Regions from separate parts of the Homo sapiens genome. Here region 2 is linked to region 1. A link is a contact called in ENCODE Hi-C or POLR2A ChIA-PET data. All regions are on one chromosome and are shown on one strand. Each heading gives the region's core, a stretch centred on a gene start or an enhancer-like site at or near the end of the contact. The rest is flanking DNA. Distances are from core to core; before and after follow the strand shown. Region 1 holds the start of TBC1D24 (TBC1 domain family member 24). Region 2 holds the start of NHERF2 (NHERF family PDZ scaffold protein 2).

The links. Hi-C counts contacts between places; a loop is a spot of excess contacts on that map. ChIA-PET counts read pairs that join two places held with the same protein, here RNA polymerase II (POLR2A). Pooled maps may share reads with other maps.
Region 2: a loop to region 1 is called in a pooled map, with 1.9 times the contacts of the local background. The contact joins the promoter of NHERF2 here to the promoter of TBC1D24 in region 1. A Hi-C loop is called at or near these places in 2 of 168 maps with a recorded cell type or tissue (CD4-positive, alpha-beta T cell and CD4-positive, alpha-beta memory T cell), 1 of 37 single-sample maps with no recorded cell type and 10 of 50 pooled maps. POLR2A ChIA-PET finds 5 or more read pairs at or near these places in 2 of 52 experiments (AG04450 and SK-N-SH).

What each region holds. Positions count from the first base shown.
Region 1 is chr16:2,473,416-2,477,309 of GRCh38, forward strand. It overlaps TBC1D24 (TBC1 domain family member 24), which reads left to right and starts at 1,712. Exons shown (of 8, transcript NM_001199107.2): 1 at 1,712-1,755. NTN3 (netrin 3) reads left to right here. Exons shown (of 6, transcript NM_006181.3): 5 at 14-88; 6 at 341-730. The coding sequence ends at 690. RefSeq lists silencers at 314-463, 534-593, 654-923, 1,324-1,813, 2,274-2,473.
Region 2 is chr16:2,024,553-2,029,042 of GRCh38, forward strand. It overlaps NHERF2 (NHERF family PDZ scaffold protein 2), which reads left to right and starts at 2,350. Exons shown (of 7, transcript NM_001130012.3): 1 at 2,350-2,666. The coding sequence starts at 2,454.

The DNA of each region.
Region 1 (3,894 bases), core at 462-2,961:
ACCTTCTACCCAGACTGTGACTCGCACTGCAAACCTGCCCGTGGCAGCTACCGCATCAGCCTAAAGAAGTTCTGCAAGAAGGACTATGGTAGGTGCCCTCAGGCCTCCCGCGGACCTTCCCACCTTCCTCCTCTCCCTACCTTCCCTCCTCCGCCAGCTTCCCCTTGGAACGCCTTGACCCTTGCTGGGCCCCAAGGCCCATCCTCATCCCTCAGGTCCTCCACGGGCAGCGACCCCGCCCCTTCAGCCCCCACTGCCCTCCTGGTGTCCTCCCCGTGCCTCCCCCTACCGCGGGCAGGCCGCCCCTTCCTGACCCCGCCCCCTCTCGCTCTCCCCGCAGCGGTGCAGGTGGCGGTGGGTGCGCGCGGCGAGGCGCGCGGCGCGTGGACACGCTTCCCGGTGGCGGTGCTCGCCGTGTTCCGGAGCGGAGAGGAGCGCGCGCGGCGCGGGAGTAGCGCGCTGTGGGTGCCCGCCGGGGATGCGGCCTGCGGCTGCCCGCGCCTGCTCCCCGGCCGCCGCTACCTCCTGCTGGGGGGCGGGCCTGGAGCCGCGGCTGGGGGCGCGGGGGGCCGGGGGCCCGGGCTCATCGCCGCCCGCGGAAGCCTCGTGCTACCCTGGAGGGACGCGTGGACGCGGCGCCTGCGGAGGCTGCAGCGACGCGAACGGCGGGGGCGCTGCAGCGCCGCCTGAGCCCGCCGGCTGGGCAGGGCGGCCGCTGCTCCCACATCTAGGCGCACGTTCACCCTGTGCCTTCGCCTGCCAAGGAGTCCTTGCTCGCGTCGCGCGTGTCGCCACCTGGGCCGCCGCCCCGTCCCCGCCGGCAGCTCCCTCGGTACCTCCCGTCTGGCCCTGGGGGGATGTGACCGGCGCAGCGACAGCCCGCCCCGCACAGAGGCAGATGATATGGCACACCCGGAGGACCCCATGGTCTCCCGCCCTCTGGCTGTCGGCCCTGTCCCAGGGGCACTGGGATACCCGGAAGGCTGTGAATCCTTCGTGATGCCGGGCCCTCTCGGGGATCTCAGATCATCCCCGGGGCCGCTGTGATGCACCCCCACCTGTGCGGCGACCCGCCAGGGAGCGCACTGACCTCCCCAAAGACTGTGGCCACCGCAGGCGCCTTGGACCCCCATGGGGGGACAGGGCGTCCCCTGCCTCCTGCAGCCCCACGAGGGCGGCGGCCTTGGCCCCTGCGGGCTGGGCGTCCGCGTCCGGGCGCCCCGCGGCGTCTGCTGCCGGGTCCCGTAACTTTCTTGGCCGCCTGTGTCCCCGTCTGCCGGCTCCGTCCGGCCGTCCCTCTCTCTGCCGCGTCTCTGACCCTCGGCGCCACAGCTCCTCAGCTCAGGGCCCGTCCCAGAACCTCCTTCCAGCCCTTCTCCCCCGACTCGGGAAGGGACGTCGTGCCCACGCGGTTCCGGATCCACGCGTGACCCGGCCGGACCGCGACTCCGACAGGCGGCTGTCCGGGCCCCCGATGCCCTCGGCAGGGCCGTGCCACCCCCCGCCCCCCTTGGCTTGTCCCCCCGGGACCGCACTGCCGTTGCCTCCTCTCCGCACGGGACCGGTTCCCGGCCGGCCCCAGCTTCCGCCGCTGCGGCCGCCGACCGTCAGCGCGCATGCCCAGAGCCGGGCAGGCCGGAGCCCCGCGGGCTCTCCGGGGTGGGCACAGGGCGACAGCTCGGCGGGGGCGGGGCCGAGCACGCGCGTGCGCAGAAAGGCCGGCGCGGCAGGCTGAGGAGAAAGCGGCGCGCGGAGGTGGGTGCGCTCGGGGCGTGCGGGGGGCGCGCGGCGGGGTGGCGGGTGGCGGGGCCGGGTCCCCGCTGTCACCGCGGTCGGCGCGTGCTGGGGGCGGGAGCGTGGGGGCCGGGCTGCGGGCCCCATTCGAGGCGGGGATCCCCGGCCACGCGCGGGTTGGGGGCTCCAGAGCCCGGCACCGCCCGGCGCTGCAGCTGCGGCTTGGCCTACGGGAGGGGGCGCAGGAGCGGGACCCCCTGGGCGCGAGGCCCGATCCCCGCCCGGTCGCTGGCCCGCGGCCCGGCCCAGGGCATGGTGTCGTCTGGAAGAGTGACTGTGTCACTGTTTCCTTGGGGCGCTTTCCGTCTCCGCAGGGTCGGAAATCCTCTTGGGGGCTCGGTGAGATTGCAACAGATTCTGATACGCCCTGCCCTGTGGACCTGCAGCGGCCCCGGGCCCCGCCCCGCCCCGCCCAGGGATGACACACGCCCCCACCGACCACCCGCTTGGGGGTCCGCCAGCCCCCGGCCCTGTCCAGTGGGGGGCCCCTCTGGGTGCGCCGTGCCAGGCGGCCGCTGTCCTTCGGGCCCTGGGAGGTGGAAGCCAGGGACTCCCAGCCCTGAGCCAGCACAGCGGAGGGGAGAGCCGGCCCCACCTGGGCTGGGCTGCACCTGTTCCCGCCCCCTCCAGGCGGGAGTCCCCGCGGCCTGGCCACAGGCCTTCTTTGATGGCCGTGCCCCGCAGGGAAACGCGCTGTGGCCCCCGGGTTACTGCTTGCGGGGGTGATATTAAAGGTCAAAGGTTGTCTAAAAGCCACCTGGGTGGTGTGGAGGTGCAGGTGGGCTGTTAGGTTGGTGGCTGTGGTTGTGAAGCCGATGTCACTGTCTTTACCCAGCAGCTTATTCCAGAAAGGGGGCGTCAGCCTGCCCTTCCAGTGCCGATAGAAGCACTAGCGGGTGATTTTTCCCTGTTTTGCTGTGTTTGCTCTGGAGTCACCAGGTGACTTCCAGGCAGTGTGCAGAAGGAACCGTCCCATTATTTGGCACGTGGGCCGTTTCCTCCACCCGAGGTCCAGGGCTCCGTCTTCACAGTCTGTCCTCAGCACACAGTAGGCACCTGTAGATGGCACACGTGGCGTTTCCTCCGCCCGAGGGCCAGGGCTCTGTCTTCAGCACACAGTAGGCACCTGTAAATGTTTGCTCAGTTGCGGCGAAGACAAGCAGTCAGGTTCTTTTCATTTTAAGGAACACACACTGGGAAAAAAAACCAATCCAGATTAGAGAAGATCAGAAAATCTTACGAAGATTTTACAGTTACTGTTCCTAGCCTGTGGCGTGACCCCTGCGTGCACCGCCTTTTATTCTGAGGGTTGATCCTCATCTAATCTGAACACTCAGATAGAGGCTTTACATGGAGGACTTATTGGGGAGTGCTTGCTCTACTTAGAAGCCTGTCTTTCCCTGTGAAGAGGGCGGGAGCCACGCTGTTCATCTTTGCTTCCCCACAGCCTGGCCAGGGCCGGACCAGAGGTTTTCTCTACATGATGGTTGAAGTGGATCAAGGTCCTTTTGTCGGAGTGATAGATGTCAACTATTGCAGTGGCTTTCCACTGGGTTGAGGGTGACCTTCCGAGATGCAGAAGTAATCTAGGCAAGGTTTTCATAACAACAATAAATTTGGCCACCCAGGGTCTGTGAAGTCACCTGTAGGGTAGCCTTACTAGCTCTCGCTGACCACACCTGCCAGGAGTGTCCAGCAGGCTCGAGTGACCTTGGGCATGCAGTGTTGCTCTTAATTATCTACAGATTGAGCCAAGCTCAGAAAACATATTAAATGTTTGCCTTTAGATGGTTTCTGGTTTAAAGTACATAAGGACAATGAAGCAGGTTACAAAAAAAGCACTTAACATTTACCCTGTTCAATGTTTTACCTGTCTGAGCATACCTTTTCTGTTATGACAACTCTGTAAATGGAAGAAAGAAGTCCTTTTCAACTCAAAGCAGCAATTTCAGTGGCTGTTTCAAACATTGCCTTTCAATTGGAGATAAAATCAAAGAAACAAAACCTCAGGCTTTTTACTGAGGACCAACTTGAATTCATTATTCAATGATTTTCTGTATCCTTTCAACATGTGTTTGTTAAGCGAGGTGCGGTGGCTCA
Region 2 (4,490 bases), core at 1,100-3,599, 450 kb before region 1:
ATATTTCCTTGGTTCCTGGCCCTGGTTGTGACCTCATGTCCCTTGTGGCCCCTCCCTCTGCCATGCTGTTCTCCATCCCATCTTTTTTTTTTTATTTGTTTTTAAATTATTTATTTATTGTTTTTGAGATGGTGTCTAGCTCTGTTGCCCAGGCTGGAGTGCAGTGACGCAATCTCAGCTCACTGCAACCTCCGCCTCCTGGGTTCAAGCGATTCTCCTGCCTCAACCTCCCCAGTAGCTGGGATTACAGATGCCCACCACCACGCCTGGCTAATTTTTTTTGTATTTTCAGTAGAGACGGGGTTTCGCCACATTGGCCAGGCTGGTCTCGAACTCCTGACCTCAGGTGATCCACCCACCTCGGCCTCCCAGAGTGTTGGGATTACAGGCGTGAGCCACTGCTCCGGCCCCTCAGCCCATCTTCAGTCACTGGGAGTAGGAATCAGCTGAGTCCTGGGCCAGGGAAGGATGGTGTATGCCCAAGGCTGATCAGGCGTCTGCCCCACCCAGGGCGGGTAAGGTCTGCAAGCCCCCTTACCCAGGGGACCTGGGGCTGCTGGAGTCTCCCATCCAGCCACCTCCCTCGACTCTAGTGTGGCCAGGAAGCTACAGCCTGCCAGGTTTTGGGTGGACCTGGTTGGTGTGGGATGACCCCCTAAGCCCAAACAGGTGTGGTATGTGGGGTGCGTGGTGGTGGGTCACACTGCCCACAGCCATCTTCACAGACTCCAAGGGTGGCAGCACCAGGCTGTGTCCAGGGAGGCCAGCCACAGGCCAGACAGGCAGCCTCTGGACATGCAGACAGAGAGATGGAAGCGGCCGGCCGGGCGGGAGCCTGAAGCAGCCTTACCCAGGAATTGCAGGGGTTGGGGTGGCGAGCAGTCGCGGCGCCTCAGCCTAAGTGGCTTTTAGGGGCAGCTGCCGGGATATGGGCACCCAGGGGGCCATGGCCCAGGAGGCTGCCCAGAGGCGAGCCCTGTGCTTGGGTGGGGGCAGGGGAGCCCAGCCCAGGGCCCCGGAGAGACGAGAGGGAGAGGAGGACTGCGCCAAGCCTGCTTCTACGGCTCACATGGGGAATTGCCTGGGCTGGCTGTGCCTGACCCCTGGGAACCAGGTATGTGCAAGGGGGCCTGGCTGGGCTGGGGAGGAGGGCAGACTGGGGCTGTGCCTGGACTCAGCTACCTTCCTATATTGGAGACAGAGGAAGAGCTGGGTGGTGAAGATAGCATGGACTCCGAATCTCACATCCCTGGGCCCAAATGGAGCTGAGGAGGCTTCGTGGGTCTTTTCCCTCTCCAGGCCTGTTTGCAGGTCTGTGAAGTGGCCGGTCCCCTAGGGTTGTTCCAGGTAAAATGCACTTAGGCCTAAATGATTTCACTGTGGTGGTGACTGTCCTGTTGGGGAAGGAGGGACACTCGTGCTTCAGGTAGAGGCTGAGGGACGTGGACGGCTGTGGGCAGGGGAGGGGAGGCCTGCTGCCTGCCTGTGGACACTGTGGAGCAGCGCCTGTGCACACCCAGAGCTTAGAGCCCAAATAATTCAGTGGAGTGTAGCCCATGTCAGGAGGTGGGTAGCAGGGACCCTCGAGACTCATATCCTTTTGTCACCCTGCAAAGTCACAGTCCAGGCCTGGGGTGGGCTGGGACACAAGTGAGGGGGCCGGCCCGGCCAAGGGAAAGAATGGCAGCAGGGCGTGGGAACCGACGCGGTGCAGATAGGCCGAACACGGTGGGTAGGCCAGGGAGTCTCCCAGCCACTGGCCCCCAGGATGCAGGGAGGGGCTGCTGCGTGTCACTTTTAAAGCCCTTTTTGCCTCCTGGGCCCTCCTGAGACTCTGCCCTGGGCCAGGGAGTCTCCCAGCCACTGGCTGGGAGGGATCCAGGTGAGACACAGCCGAGAGGAGACAGGCAAGGGGGTCCGGAAGGGCTTCCCGGGGAGGGTGGGGAGGGCTGTGGCCCTTGTTCTTACCCTTTGGCCCCTTTGTCGGGGTCCCTTGGCCTGGAGACCCTTTGTCCAACCCGTCGCCCACCTCAAGACCTGCCTCGATGCTGCGCATACAGTAGGTATCCAATAAATGTTCCTGGGATAGAAGGCAAAGGCGCTGGCACCAAGGCGGCTGCCCAGAGTAGGGGCGAGACAGAGAGGTCCCGGTGGTTAAGGGGTCCCCTAGCCCTGCCGCCTCCCCCTGCCCCGCCTCGGGCTGGCCGGGCGCGGAGGTAGGGGCCTGGCCGGGACGGCTGGGACTGGAGGCGGGGGCGGCCGGGCGGCGGGGGCGGGGAAGGGGCGGGCGCGGAGGCGGTGCCGCAGCCCGAGCCGGAGCCCGAGCCGGATCCCGAGGCGACGGGAGCCGAACAGGAGCCGCCGCTGAAGCCACCGCCGGGTGCCCAGCGCCGCCGCCGCCCCCGAGCTCCCCCGCGCCCCTGCCCGCGGGCGGCCGGTGGGCAGCGGGCGCCATGGCCGCGCCGGAGCCGCTGCGGCCGCGCCTGTGCCGCTTGGTGCGCGGAGAGCAGGGCTACGGCTTCCACCTGCACGGCGAGAAGGGCCGCCGCGGGCAGTTCATCCGGCGCGTGGAACCCGGTTCCCCCGCCGAGGCCGCCGCGCTGCGCGCTGGGGACCGCCTGGTCGAGGTCAACGGCGTCAACGTGGAGGGCGAGACGCACCACCAGGTGGGGGCCAGCGCTCGCCCCCGGCCCGCCGCCCCCTCCCCGAGCGCGTCCCCCTGGGGCGAGCAGGGGTCGCACGGGGGCCCGAGGGGGCTCCCGCGGGGAGGACGCGGACGTTGTCGGGAGGCAGCGGCCCGGCGCCTTCGGAGTCCCGGCGCAGGAAGCTCAGTCCTGCACGGGGGTGGGGGGGGGCATCCTGGCAGGGAGGGGCCCGCACTGCGGCTCCTGGCCGCTGGCCTCGCCCTTTGGTCGCGTTTTGGCCTCAGTGTGCCGTGAAGGAGGGTGTTGGGCCGCCTGGAGCCCCTCCGGAAAGGTGAAGACCTGGGTGCTTTTGCCTGGGTGTGTGTGTACACGTGTGCGTGTGAACACAGCTGGGCGTGTGTATGCAGGTCCCTTTGGGGTCAGCCATGTGTGCATGCGCCTGCCTGTGCGTACCCAGGAGGGGTCGCAGTAAAGGCATCAGTGTGTCTGCACCTGTGTGTGCTGTAGTGTGTGTGTGAGTATACAGGTCTGCACGTGTGCCTGTGTGTGTGCAGGTCTGGACTCCTGGGCGTATGGGAGCTGGGCTCTGTGTGTGTGCACGCCTGGCTAGTGTACTCATCACTGTCTGCAGGCCGGTGAGTCTTTGTGTCTGTACTCTAGTGTGTCCCAGCTGGTGTGTCTGGGACCGGGCTGAGTTGGTCATTGCTGGCAACCACATTCCTTAGCTACAAAGGCACTACTCCTCCTCAGAGGCTGCCTAGCCTGGCTGGGGTTACTGGCCGAAGCCTCCTGCCTCCTGGCTAAGGAGAACAGAGCCTTTTCTCTGTGGGTTCTGACCCCTGAGGTGTGTCTGTCTCCCACAGGCCAGGGACTCCCTCCAGACCCTGGTTGGGGTCCAGCGTCCACACACCCCTTTTCCTCCAGGTCCCCTGTCCCTCACAGCACCGATGAATCCATAACCTGTCTACATGGCTGGTCCTGGAACCTAGAGATTAGCAGGTTGGTTCAGCTGGACCTGGAGCTGGTCTCCTGTTTACCTGGTGCCTTGTCTGTCACTCTGTCGGCCGGCCCCATGCCTTCCACCCAGAGTGTCTGCTGTGTAAGGTTGTTTGCTGAAGAATGTGGGGATCAGGCCAGGGGCCTGGACCTGAGGGATTGAGGGTAGGGCTGCCAGGGCTGGGGCCAGGCTGCTGTTGGATAGTCACTGCCACCCTCGCCCTGGGAACACCTGCTTTTCCAAGGCCCTGTGGGGCTGGTCTCTGAGGACTGGACACACAGACCATGGTGGACTCTCCCCACTGCCCCAGGAGGGCAAGAGGGGCAGTTACTGCCCCATTTGACAGTTGAGGAAACTGATGCCAGAGATTGAGGGTAACTTGTCTGGGACACATAGTCAAGAAGCAGCTGGGCACTGGGTTCCTCTTGTCTCACTCTGGGTCATGGGGAGAGAGGAGGGCTGGGGGAAGATGGGCCTGGCTCAGTCCCTCCTATCTGTTCACCACCCCTGCTGAGCCCGGCAGCTGGTGGGGAGCCTTGTCCACCCTCCCCCAGGCCGCAGGTGGGAGTAGGGCTGCCCCTCTTCCTGCCCACTTCCCAGTGGGCACTGCTTTCTCTCCGCGGGTGTGCGCTGGCCCCCCGCGTGGTCCAGACACTTCACAGGCACCTGCACGCACACACCGACGGCCACCAAGCCACAGCTGTCCACAGGTGCACCTGCCTCTCCCCCTCGCCGGCTGCACCTGAATCCTGCTTCCCTGGCTGTGTGTGGGTGCCCGAGCCAGGAGCCCAGCCCTTCCCCTCTCTGCAGATCCAGAGGGAATGGGCCCATGGCCATGGCCTGGAGGT